Linked DNA regions of Mus musculus: region 2 is linked to region 1. The links are chromatin contacts, found by Hi-C or POLR2A ChIA-PET in ENCODE. All regions are on one chromosome and are shown on one strand. The core of a region is the stretch at or near the end of the contact, and the rest is flanking DNA. Distances in the headings are between cores, read along the strand shown. Region 1 holds the start of 9230114K14Rik (RIKEN cDNA 9230114K14 gene). Region 2 holds the start of Sepsecs (Sep (O-phosphoserine) tRNA:Sec (selenocysteine) tRNA synthase).

Region 1 (6,591 bases), core at 3,062-5,561:
AAAAGAAGAAATACAAAATAAAGTCTCAAAATGTCACAAGCTAAGTCTGTCTCTGAAATAGACCTCAACCATGGCCTTTGTTTCTAATTTTGTCTACGCACTCCTTAACTGGGTTCTAGATCACCTCAAAATAAGGATAAAGGAAGGATACAAATTCAAATAGCTCAAGGATGAGATATCCTGCAGACCTAGTGGTCCAGTGAAAGCTAGAGAACCTGAGTTCAAATCTAGTGCCTCAGGTGGGCCTGTAACCCCAGGATCCAGGTGAGAGGGGAGGGAGGGAGACAGATGAATTTTGAGTTTGATGGGAAAAATTAGCTTCAAATTCAGTGAGACTCCCATCTCAAACAAATGAGCACAAACACACAGAAAAGTTTAGAAAGGGTTCATGTCTGTAGTTATTACCCTAATAGGAAAGCCAATAAGAAATGTAATAAACACCATCCATACTACCAAGACAATTAAGACATAACCTTTCCAAAGCAACAAAAACTTCAGGAAAGATAAACACAAGGCATAGCAGTCCATGTAATGTTATGTGGTAAATTAACACTTATACTAACACACACCTTTTTCCAAGACACACTTCACCTACAGCTCCATTACTATAGCAGAGAAAGAAATACAATGCAAAACACAAGGATTTGCTAATCAGTGAGGTGAAAATTTAAATAAAAACCACAGCAAAGGCCTAAAACTCACTTTATCTACTCTGCAAAGTGGAAAAAACATCAACTATCAAGAAACATTTAGGGATATGCAGAAAACTGATGCAATGCCTAGGAACGCTGCTGCAGTTCACACTGGCTACTCTGAATGATGATGATACAAAAGGTCTGTTAGATGAGGATCCATGGCCTCTCCACATTGTATACATTATAGACATGACCATATACACATTTTCTTGTTTAAATGGAAACTTTAACTATAAAAGTTTTGTTCATAAAAATTTTCAAGTTGAAGCAATGCTTTTAACTTTAAAGAAACTAAAAACAATCTCAGTGTGATGGTTACATGCCTTTACTCCCAGCACTCAGGAGGCAGAGGCAGGCTGATCTCTTGCTTATGCTGGAGGCCAGCCTGGTTTACATAGTGAGTTTCTAATAGCCAGGGCTACGCAGTAGTAGAGAGATGCTGTCTCTTTTTAGGAAGTAAGGAAGGAAGGAAGGAAGGAAGGAAGGAAGGAAGGAAGGAAAAGTGCTTTAAACAGCACTTTAGTCAACACTGACAATTATTAAGAACAATGTTTTCTTGCTCACATGCAAGCTGTGGCTTTTAAGATGGAACTAAAAACATTTAATAAGATAATACATGTAATAATGCCTGGAATATCTGAAATGTACCAACAAACACTGGTTACTACTGATGTTTCAGTTTAAATTGTACTTGGAATAATAATAGGCACTAATATACTGCTAGTAAGTATGGAAACTAGTCATCTACTCTAGATATTTTATATAAACTACTTTTTTTCTGACAGTCTCACTTTGGGAACTTCTAAGCATGTGCATTAACGTGCATACATAAGGATACTCATACTTTCATCTACAGAAAATTCGAGGAAAGCACTTAACACCAATGAGCAAGACAAGAGACAACTACTGTACTACACAGCCAATGGGACCCAAATCCCAAGAGCTCACTGATATTACATTTTGTATTTAGGAATAAGTATGGACTCCAAAGATGGAAATAATGATTTGTAGTAGCTTACTGCTTTTTTCTTTATACATTTATGTGTGAAAATTTCTTGCCCTTTGCATCTTATCATCTTATTATTTAATTTCAGCTACCACGGGATTGTAGTGAAACACATAATTACAAATTCTTATCAGGAATATTAAGAACCATTAGGATAAAAATGTCCTTCCCAGATTTCTTGGGAGCTGGTGAGATGGCTCAGACTGAAAAACTGGGTTGACCCCTGAGGCCATCATGGTCAAGAGGAGGTAACTGACTCCGTGGTTTCTTCTCCTGGCCGCCCCTCCACCCCCACCCCCACCCACACGTGCTGGAATGGAGACAGCAAGGTCTGGTGACAGCTGGGGTGACAAAATGAACAAGCCTATGCTGTCAAATACACTAAACAAGAGCAAAGAGGGGGAGGGAGGGAAGCAAAGAGTCCCTGGCAGTCAAAAGTGCCTTCAAATCAAGTAAGGAAAAAAAAAAAAATACCAAGCACAAATACTGTATTGCTAAAGAAAACCAGTTCTATAAGAAAAGGTACTCAAAAAACTTAGGAAACTGCAAAAACTGCCTTGCAGAATCTCTAGAAATCAAGGACTCTCCTGTACTTAGTGACAAATATGAAATATTCAGAGGAAACATGAAGCTACCCGCGATATACGCAAAGTCCATTTTGCCAATGTTGTATGTTTTGCAAGAGAAATGACCATAATCACTGTAATGTGGAGCCCCAATTGCAATAAAAGCATTGAGTCGTGAACATACACACAAAAAAACTCTGCTTGCACAAACTCAGTGTTCATCCCAATGTGACCTCTATAAGGAGAGAAATTAGTTGCATCTTAGCCAAATGTGACATTAACTTTAACTTCACAGAAGTTCCCCACTTTATCAATCCAATATAAATGCCATTTATGACAGGTTGTGATGCCTAACTACAGTACTAAGTTTCCTGTTGAGAAAAGGAGAATTCTACATACCACTATAATCTATGGAAAAAGCTCACTGCAACTTTGCTCTCCCTTGGAGAATATTCATGAGCTGTTTCTACCTAAGAACTGATGGAGCTCAATTACTAACATTTGGAATGTTTGCTTGAGAGAACAGCTGTCTTGGGATGTTTTATTATTACAATGCTTAGTGTTATAAGCTTTAAAAAAAAAAACCTACACAATCAAAACATAACAAACCTGCTTTCCGTATTCAATATTTCAACCTAAGGAGAGCGACAGAACGCATCCTATCCTGACCTATTCTCACACTGGTAGTTAGAAATCAATCCCAAAGGACTTTCCGTTAACAAAAACTCAAGAGACCACACATCTGACTTGACAGCGAGTCGGTGTCACAAGACATAAGAAAATGATAAAATCCTACAACTGTTTTGGACATTTGGACTTCCGTGGATATATTTTTTAATTAACCCAACAGATCCCTGTACTGCCGAAGCATAAACATACAACTAATTAAAATGGGAGGGTAGGAATATAAACAAAAGTACATTTTAAGTATGAACTGTGAAAGAAAAGACTGGAAAATGATAATACAACTGCTTACTTGCTAAATGCCCTGTCTTTGCGAAAAGTCTAAGAAAAGGAACTAAAATGCCAGACCAGGAATCGGTGTAAGCCTTTCTCAATCTGCACGTGGGTGTTGTTTGTTCAAACACGCTTAAGATCACTTTTTTGAAAAGTGCGTCCAAAGTGGGGAGGAGATAGAAATAACTTCCAGAGCGGAGGGGGAAATACGTGTTTTCACAGGCCTACCCCAGTGATGCTACTTAAAAGCAAAGCCGGCTTTTAAGCAAAGCAGGAAATAAAGGAGATGGCGGGAGGGCAGGCAGAGGGCGGAAGTTGGCAACGGCCTCTCCTGAAGTGCCTCAATGGAAGAAGGCCCTTCGTCTCCCGCCAAACAGTGCGCCCCGAGGTCGGCTCGCCTCTATCCTCCCCCAAAACAGACAGCGCCCGCCGCCGCCCACGGGGGCAGTGCCCTTGGCCATCCGGTTCCGGCTGCGGGCCTCACGCGAGCACCGAGGCCTCGCGGCCCGCTCCGCACGCCCGCCGTTCCGCGGCCTCGTGGCCGCCACAGGCCGCTCGCCCCGGCCGCACACACTCGGCACGCGCCCCAGCCGGCCGACGGCAGACAAAGGCTCGGCAGCCGGGCCTGCTCCCCGCCACCATCCAACAAAGCCCGAGCCGCGACTGCGCGCCCCGGCCTGGCTTACCCATCGGTCCCCGCACGCTTCTTGCCGGAGGGGTAATCCTCCCCCAGGTCCAACCGATGCCTCTTGGACATCCTCGCACTCCCAGAAGCGGACGCTTAGGAAGGAGGGAAGAAGAGAGACTCCGGCAGCCGGATCCACGCACAAGAGGCCCGCGGCTCAACTCGCGGGGACCCCCACCCCTCCCGCCACCACAGCCCGCTCCGTGCGGCCCGAACCAGGAGCTAAAATGGCGGCCGCGACGAGGGCAGGGCCTGCGTGCGCGCCTCCGCGGCGGGCGTGCCGGCGTGGTGCGCGCGCACGCCGTCCGGAGGCGGGAACTCCCGTCCCGCCCGCTGTGCGATTGGCTGAAATGGCTCTGAGTTCCCGCGGGCTCCTCCCTTTCCCCTCGCGTCTCTCTGAGAGCTGATCTGAGCTGCTGCTAAGGACCGAAACGCGCCTCAAGCTGTCACTTGCCGCCTGGAGTTCGTTGGGAAAGTTGAAAAAGCCTAGTCCTGTTTAGGAAATCTATCCAGCTGTGTATATACTTTTTGCTTTTAGGGTATGAAGCTCAGGAAGGATAAGAAAAACAAGATCACACAGCTGGCAAGTGGCAAAGCAGGACACAATTTATAACTCCAGAACGAGAATTTGCAGTTGTTGCGCCAGATGCCCTGTAGCGGTGAGAAAAAATGTTAACTTTAATTACTGTGACTCGTTTTGTCCATTCACCCCAGAACAGATAACATCTATTTGTTCAAGGTATAGGTGTTTTGTATAGGGTTCAGAAAATTGGAGGTAATCGCACTGGGCACTGTATTTTGCCTCCAATCCTCTGCCCTAATCTTGCTCCGTTTGTGTGTATATGAGTGCATATTAGGCACTCAGAGACATTAGCCCTATCTCTGTCCTCGTTTGGTTTGGTTTGGTTTGGTTTTTTGAGACAGGGTTTCTCTGTGTGGCTCTGGCTGTCCACAAACAAGCTCTGTAGAAGAGGCTAGCCTGGAATTCAGAGGTTAGGCTGTCTCTGCCTCCCAGTGCTGGGACTAAAGGCGTGCCCCAGCATGCCTAGTTGCTGTGCTCCTTAGTAGAGTGAACCCTGAAAGACATTTTATAGACATGGTTACCTGGACTGAAGGAAATCAACAAATAGCTCATCCATTAAGACTCCACTGTAATGGCAAGTTGTTGAGGCAAGGTGACACTTAAGAGGTTGTGTATCTTTCTCCCTTCAGCCATTGTGCATACTCAATTACATTCATTTCCAGAAGTGTGGGCGAAAGAGGTCTAAGGATCAGCCCAAATACAGGGTATCACTTCATGTCAAGACTCTCCTTTGCTGCTCCTTGGCTCTAGTCCCTCGAAAATTCTCAGAAGGATAATCTCTAAGATTAAATACAACAGAAACACAACAGATGATATTGTAACTTTCACAATATCCAACACAACTGTCTAAATGTACATTGACAACCTGTTAGGCTAGATATGGTAGTGAGTACCTTTAATCCCAGCACTCCTGAGGGCAGAGCCAAGCAGATTTCTATGAGTTCAGAGTCAGTTTGTTTTACGTAGTGAGTTCCAGGACAGCCAGAACTATATAGTGACTCTCTCTGTCTTTCTCCCTCCCTCACTCCTTCCCTCTCCCCCCTCCTCCCCCCCCCCCCACATGCACTCGAGCGCACACACACACACACACACACACACACACGAGCCACTGAAAAGTCCTGTGAGCATCTTTCAGGTACCTACATTACTGAAGAATTCCACCCCTGTCAGTTGTATTCCTTGTTATAGTTCCTAGACAGGAGGGTCCTCTTGAAGTTCTTGTGCAGAGTCTTGAGCCTTGTAAACCCCCATGATCATCCTCTTCCCTCCAAAATGTGTATTAATGGGTCATTCCTGTGATGAGCTCATGCAAGTTACCTCTCCGATATAGGCTAATGAGGATGTGATGGTTTTTATATGCTTGGCTTGGGGAGTGGTTTAGAAGGTGTGGCCCTGTTGGAGTCGGTGTGTCACTGTGGGTGTGGGTGTTAAGACCCTCATCCCAGCTGCCTGAAAGCCAGTAGTCTGCTAGCAGCCTTCAAATGAGGATATAGAACTCTTAGCTCCTCTTGCCCCATGCCTGCCTGGATGCTGCCATGTTCCCGCCTTGATGATAATTGACTGAACCTCTGAACCTGTAAGCCAGCCCCAGTTAAATGTTGTCCTTATAAGAGTTGCCTTGGTCAGGGTGTCTGTTCACAGCAGTAAAATCCTAAGACATGGTCCAAACTAGAGGAGATAACTACTACTCTATACTGTTATTACTTAATTGCATTAGTCAGGGTCCTATATATGGGAATGAAAATACATATGTATGTATACACACACACATGGGAATTTATTAAAGTGAATTATAGATCATGTTCTAGCTAGTCACTGTCATCCAACAGAAATGCCAAGAATCCGGTACTTGTTCCGTCCATGAGGCTGAATGTCTCAGCTGATCTTTGGTCTATGTGTGTATGTGGTGGGGGGGGGTGGGGGGGTGGGGGGGTTAATCCCAAAAGATAGGTTCTAAAACCCAGGAAGGAATACCCTGGCAGCAGGACAGATGAACTGGCCAGTGAACGTGAAGACAAGCAGGAAAAGAACAAAGCCTTCGTTCTTCTTTTTATAGGGGCTGCCACCAAGAAGGTGGAAGAACACCTTTAATTCCAGCA
Region 2 (7,154 bases), core at 959-3,458, 480 kb after region 1:
ATGATTAAATCATTCTTGCCAGGCAGTGGTGGCACAGGCCTTCAGTCCTAGCAGAGGCAGGTGAGACTCTTAAAAAAATCACTTTTCAGAATGGAGTAAAATCTCAAAACTAATACAAATAATGTAATCATCTAATACAACTGCTCCCCCATCTGCTGGAATTCAGACAGTGATAAACACGCTCTACTCTCCAGTAAAACCTGTACATTACAAAGAAAACATGGCTGCAAGTGGGGTTGAACACCTTTAATCCTATGAGTCAGGAGACAGAGGCAAGTGAACCTCTTTGTCTGAGGCCAGCAGGAGCTACAAAGTGAGTTCTAGGCCATCCACAGTTACAAAGTGAGAATGTCTTAAAAAAGAAAAAAAACAACAACAACACAACAACACACAACCATGATGTATATCAAGTGAAGTTTGAAAAAAGAAAAAGAAAGAAGGCCACGCCCATGGTAAACACTCTGCAAGGCTGGCTGAACGTCTATGATTGTGGCAAGTTAGCAACTGGCAGGCCAAGAACCAAAACATCTTCCCTCTGTGTGACCTAGCAACCCTGTGACTATTAGGTCAATCCTTCTGGAAGGGACAGAAACCCCCTAGCTTCACCTACCCATAAGCTAAGAATGTCATCAGACAACAGCCAGGGCCTGCAACGGAATTTCCCTGCTTTTCCTAAACATGCCTACCTCTATATTTCTACTAGTGTAGTCAAAAAGTGTCTTGGCCTATGATTTTGTTCTGCGACTATTTTACATAAAAATTTCATGGAACTGTTACCATCCAGAAGAACATAATATTTGGGGTCACCTGTCACTTATATGTATCTCTAGAATAACTCTTATTCCTTTTGAAATGAACTGTTTTTTTTTTTTAAAGACTTGTTTATTTTATGTATATGAGTACACTGTAGTTGTCCTCAGACACACCAGAAGAAGGCATCAGATCCCCTTACAGATGGTTGTGAGCCATCATGTGGTTGCTGGGAATTGAACTCAGGACCTCTGGAAGAACAGTCAGTGCTCTTAACCACCGAGCCAGCTCCTCAGCCGTAACTATGCTTTTTTAAATTTTGCTTTGTTTTGCTTCATTAAGTTTTTATAACAGATGTACTAGTTTAAATATTGTCAGAACACAGCACCAGTGATGTTGACCAGTCTGCTGGATGAAAGAGGAAACCACCATATATCAGAACTACTGTCTTGAAAGCTCCAAGTCTCTCAGTTCCATCTCTCAGTTCCGTTTGATTTCTGTACCCATTACCCATTTCATGAGGGAAGGGATTATTTCTGAGTGGAAACTTTATAATTTAGTAGGAATACCACCACCATTATTTTAAGTTCCTTCCACTCCCATTCCCAGAATGAATGAATAAGTAAATAATTTCATAAGTAGTTTAAGAACCATACCTGTAATGTCGTCGAGCAACCAAAGCAGAGGCCACTCTCCCTTCCCTTTCTCCCACACCACAATTACCCAAGAAATTGTTGCTATCCATGACTGCAAGCTCATGCAGAAAGAGTTCGAGGGTACTTTCATCCCAGCCATCCTCTGGACACTTGCCCTTAAAAAAAAAAAGTAATGGCATTTATATTCAGGTAAATTATCGGCCCCTAAAACTCCACATCAATGTACTTGAATTCCTTTTAATGTGTTTTAATGACCCTTGATTCCTCACATCAGAAATAAACTCAGCAGCTATGAAGGAACGTTTGCCAATTGGCCAAACGTTCGTTTTCTATTTGACTACAAACTATAGAGGTTGCGGACTTATGTAATATGGCCACTGAAGTTTGCGAGGGCTCAGTGGAGTTAGGGAAACTGAAAAGGTGACGTCCTCGGGTGAGTTTTCAAACTAGGGGCTGGCAGACCCTGGGGGCACTACGGTTCAGGACTCCCGTCAAGAGGTGAGGCCAGAGAGGTGCGGCGGGCAGCTGCCCGCGGGCGCAGGTCTACCGGCCGCATGCGATCTATCCCCGAATGGCCCCGGCGGACCAAGCCCTTGGACTTTGACAGCTCCGCACACACCAAGGCGCCGCGCTGCCCCGCCCCTCTCGGCACACGCCGAGCCCGAGCGCCGAGTACCTGCTCTAGAAGCAGCCGGATGAGGTGCTCGTGGGCGCGCCGAGCCTCGCAGCCCTGCCTCACGTAAGCCGGAGACACCCGCCGCTCGCCCGCCGCGAAGCTCTCCGGGTTCATGACGGCGCCCACTGAACACACACCGAGGCCCAGGATGCAACGCGCTGCCCGGACGGTACGGGGCGGCCGTGGACCCAAAACACCCTAAGACGCCGCCTTCGACTTCCGCGCATGCGCAGAGCCGTCTTGGTGGCCCTCCACTCCCATTCCCCAACACCACAAGCACTTGGGAAGAAGTTGGAAACCTTGAGTATATATGAGAGAGTTGGCAAGATTAACGGGTTTCCGGCCAGAAGAAAGGGGAGTTGGATTGGGCTAGGTAAGCCCTCTTGTAATCAAGAACACTAGTACTTCAAGAGAGGGCAGAGAAGGCAGAAGAGTCATTGTGTGGGCTTCTCAGGAAATGACAATTTATGATCTGTTCCAGTCATATTGTTTGAGTCTTCCCCAGACTGTGTCAGATTCCAGAACCTTACATCATACATACCTTGATATATTTCAGCAATTCCTACTGCCTGACAACCTTAGGAAAGGATAGAGCCCTGCTCTCGCGGCAAATTTATCTCATGATAGTTACTCTTTTCATTTTAAATTATGCAATAATCTGCAATAACTCAACCCACCATCATATTATGGGAAGAGGAACCTTATGCATATCTTACCTGAGATCTAGAGTTTTCTCTACTAAGTTTAGATCTACAGAATTCCTTTAAGAACTTTGTACTAACATTTGTCCATGAATAGTGTATCTTTAGAACATAGTAGTAGTCTACCAAATGTAGGAATTCCCCACTGGTAGAACATATATGTACTTACATGTCAGCAAGCAAGCACACATGGCCTGCAAATTCTATATGACTTTGAAATGTTTGAGGGAAGAAGAGTTCCTCACCTTTTTTGGGCACCACAACAAAAATGGACAAGAAGCTACGGGACTCTGTAATGCACTATTTCATAGAATCGTAGCCATATAAAAATAAAGGCTCATGGGGAAAGAGGGGAGATGTGGGAAACAATGAAAATGTTCTGAGAGATCACTGCCAAGCCAGCTTTCTTACCCATTAAAATCCCTGAGCATACAAAGGTCACAATCCTGCAGCTATTCAAAGGCACCATTGTACACTACCGGTGCCTAGCCCCTGCCTTTGAAAAGAAAGGATGTGGTAAATGGTTGGACCTTTTGCTCGGCTAATCTCTGAGCCTCCCGGGACATTTGCTTAGGGGCTACCAGATATCTTCAAAAGGATATCACATGTCTCTATGGAGCCACTCATTGCAACATAGACAAGCTGGTTAGTCTCCCAAGTCAACATTAGCTGTGAAGCTTGACAAAGATCACTGAGGTTAACTGAGGATCATTGTAACCTGCCTACAACATAGTCTAGGAAAAGTCTACAAAAGTGGGCTGAACCATGACCTCAATGGCCATTTCACCATTTTTAGATTGATTTTTAAAATGTATTTTAGATAGTGTATGTCCATTTTCAGGGTGGTCTGTGGTATTTCCTTGCCAAAAGATACAGCCTGTATAGTCTCTCTAAGTTCTGATTTTATTTTAACCTGGGTCAAAAAAAAAATTCTAACAATAACCAAGCCACTTACTTCTATCAAGAAGATCAAATTCTAGTCAAACCTAAAATGACTTCAGCAAGAATGAGAGATGGAAGGACCTCTGCACTGTCTTGCCCTGTGGCAGGGGTGGGAAAGGGGGTAACAAAGAGCATGCTCACCTGCAACGCAAACTGGGAAGGGAAGGGAGCACTGAGAGGGAGGAAGGGGGTGGAAGGAGGGAGGGAGGGATGGAGGGAGGGAACAGAGGGAGGGAGGGAGGGAATGGAGGGAGGGAGGAAAAGGATGGAGGGAGGGAGGAAGGGGATGGAGAGAGGGAGGAAGACAATGAAGGAAAGGAGGAAAGGGATGAAGGAAAGGAGGAAGGGGATGGAGAAAAGGAGATGGGGAGGGAAAAGGGATGGAGGGATGCAGGAAGGGAGGAAGGGGAGGAAGGAAGGGGAAGGGGATGGAGTGAGGGAGGGAGAGGATGGTGGGAGGGAGGAAGGGGAGGGAGGAAGAGAGGAAGGAGATGGAGGAGGGAGAAGAAAGGAGGACTAAAACCAAAGTATGCGTGGAACCCACTATTTTGTGTACTAATGGTGTTTTTTAATTGAAAAGAAAACAGACCAGAATTCTGTCAGCATGAAAAGTTAACCCAAGAAGATACTTCAAACTGAGGGTTTTAAAGAGATCTTTCAGAAACAGCCCATCTTCTAAAGCTATAGGCTAACTGGGACCTTCATTACAAGCCAATGACCTTAAAGTAGACAGCTTCCTTTTCGGGCAAGGCTCCCATCTACTTGCATTCACTAGAAAATCTGCTCCCATCCTTCTCACTTTAGGTGGAGCCCGGCTTTTGACCTCTTTTCATTCTTGTGTAGGTGTAGGCCAGGACATATTTACTCTAATGCCGTTCACTTCCCTCAGCACAGTGGCTGCTACGTGGACGTCTATCACTGTCCCCATCACTTAAACACCCAAGCAATTTCAACCTCATTAAACAAGACTAGAGGGAAGCTCAACCACTGGTGCTCCCACTTGCAATTATATGAGCAAAAGATCATAAGCGTTTCAGCATAATCACTTCACTGGTGTCCATCCCTCCCCGGGGGGGGGGGGGGGAAGTTTATTACAATATTGATCAGACCAACGGTGTTTTTGAATTTGAATTCAATCACCTTCGTAGGGTAATGGGCCAAATCCTTGCCACCTGGAAATGACTAGTTGAGATCCAAATGATACCAGCTAATGTAAAGCCTCGGTTTCTACCTTGGGTCATGAGTCATACATAGTCCCCACCATCTATCTCCCTGTGTCCCCCCACTGAATCCATTTTCCACTTGGAGTGGACACCTAATCCCATTTGCTTCAAGCTGATTCTTCTTGTACTTTAGGACTGTGATTCCAAGTTAGGTCTGTACAATTTTTGCCCCTACTCCAACTCAGGGTCTCCTGTTCCCAAAACCAGTCACATAAGATGTCCCATTTCTAATTAGCTGCCTTCAGCGTCCCAAGGCCATCACCACTCCCCAATCCTGGCACACCTAAAACATTTTTAAATTACATTTTCCCACTCCCCTGCATACATTTCTACAGAAAATGGGCATCAGCACAAACAGACAAATAATTGGCTGGTATTCTGATCGGCCCGAGCAGTGGTTTTTATAGTCATATCTGCTCTTTCTCATTGGCTGGGTGCTTGTGCAGCATATAGTGTAGCCCCACCCCAGATTCCCCATCTTCCTGGGGCTTGGGATTCTCTTCCCCCTCTCTCTGACAAGTGGGCTTAGTCATAGAGCAAGCTGTAATTTTCCTTTCTTCTTTAAAGATTTTTTATTTCTGTGAATGTGACTTTGTCTGCGGGAATGTATGTCATGCATGTATGGGTGCCCCAAGGGGTCAGAAGAGTCTAATCCGTGGAGTTACAGGAGGTCAGAGCTGACCATGTTGGAGAGTGGGAACTACAATAGGTTCCTCTGAAAGAGCAATTAGCACCTTTTACCTCTGTGCCATGTCTCCACCTGAGCTAACCTAACCGTGCAGAGGGCAGGCGGACCTCCAGCTTCTTTGTGATTAGTAAACTTAAGTCTATTAAGGTATCTTTGGTTTGGGAAATGGACCATTTCTGTTTTCTTTTTTTACCTTACTCACTAGCCCTCTGTTTTCTTTTTGAGCCCTTTGAAATGCTAGTTGTAGAGACTCAATTCAAGTGAGCCTGCCGATTTCTAAAGGACCCCAGGAAAACTTGTGTGTCTGTTCCTTGACAACTGCAGAAGCACGGCAATCCTTGGGTGAAGTAGCCTAAGGTTAGGGCCGCCTGCCAGAGAGCAACTCCCCATACAAAGCCCCAGGGAAACTCATAGAAAGATTAAGAAAGCGGCTAATGAAGGGGGAGGGGTGCTCGCAGGGACAGCCGGTGAGCCTGGGAAGACCGGAGAATGAGCCACCTCGAGTCTTTGGCCATTGAGGCATTTATTAAAACTAAAACTGTACAATGGGCAATGGCAAAAATTGTGCCCAGCTTTCTCCAGCCAACCGAAGAAGTAGCATTTAGCCATATTCTATTACTGCTAGAGTCAGCTAAAGGCTCTCCTGTGGCTCCAAACTAGGTGCTGGACATGAGAGCACACTTAGGGCTAGTTGTTTTACCTTTTAGTTTTGTTGGGTTTGGCCCAGGGAGGAAGAGATAATTGTATTTGTTGTCGTCGATGTTGGGGTCCAGACCTGGGGGATAAACTGCTGCCTGAAGTGCGTATTTTACATACCAAAGCGGACACGGACTCCAGGTTCTCCCAGCATCCCTCAGTCCCTACCAGTTACTACAGGGCATGGCTGGCATACTCTGCCTTCTGACCTGAACTTTTCCAACAAAACCAAAATAAATAAATAAATAAATAAAGCTCATACTTATATAATCCATTTTGATCCTGCATCATACCTCTACCCCACCCCAAAACCTATCTCTGAATTTCTCTCTTCCTGAAAGAAAGAGAAGTGCACACTTTCTTTTCCCCCTTCCCTGTGGTGACTTCCCTGCCCTTCCTTGGGACCAGTAAACCCACCCTAGAGTGGCTTCCCAATAAACCTGCCTTTATATACTTAAATTTGGCTTGAATTGGATCGTTTCATCCATGGGGAATAACTTCAATCAGCTTCTCTTAGCTCCAAGGCCAGCTTAAAGTCTTAAGCTGTGCCCCCTTTTTATTTTGTGGTTTGTTTTGGTGGTGGTGGTGGTGGAGTGTGTCTGTATCTCTTTCAGACAGGGTCTCACTTTGTACTCTTAGCTGGCCTAGAATTCACTATATATACGAGGGTCCTGGAACTCACAGAGCCTGGAATACACCAGCCTCTGCTTCTTGCATGCTGAGATTAAAGATGTGCCCCATCATATCCAGCCCAAACTGGTTGCTGGCATATTAGCATTTGAAAAGCTTTCAGCTGCTTTTTGAGACTTTTGTCTCCCAATC

The links. A loop is a pair of places that touch in the nucleus more often than their neighbours do. ChIA-PET counts read pairs that join two places held with the same protein, here RNA polymerase II (POLR2A).
Region 2: a loop to region 1 is called in a map of regulatory T cell, with 2.6 times the contacts of the local background. The contact joins the promoter of Sepsecs here to the promoter of 9230114K14Rik in region 1. A Hi-C loop is called at or near these places in 2 of 37 maps with a recorded cell type or tissue (T-helper 2 cell and regulatory T cell). POLR2A ChIA-PET finds 5 or more read pairs at or near these places in 2 of 5 experiments (Patski and embryonic stem cell).

What each region holds. Positions count from the first base shown.
Region 1 is chr5:52,186,370-52,192,960 of GRCm38, forward strand. It overlaps 9230114K14Rik (RIKEN cDNA 9230114K14 gene), which reads left to right and starts at 4,312. Exons shown (of 4, transcript NR_015537.2): 1 at 4,312-4,568; 2 at 6,549-6,591. Dhx15 (DEAH (Asp-Glu-Ala-His) box polypeptide 15) reads right to left here and starts at 4,177. Exons shown (of 14, transcript NM_007839.3): 1 at 3,911-4,177. The coding sequence starts at 3,981.
Region 2 is chr5:52,667,493-52,674,646 of GRCm38, forward strand. Sepsecs (Sep (O-phosphoserine) tRNA:Sec (selenocysteine) tRNA synthase) reads right to left here and starts at 2,209. Exons shown (of 11, transcript NM_172490.4): 1 at 2,083-2,209; 2 at 1,407-1,561. The coding sequence starts at 2,196.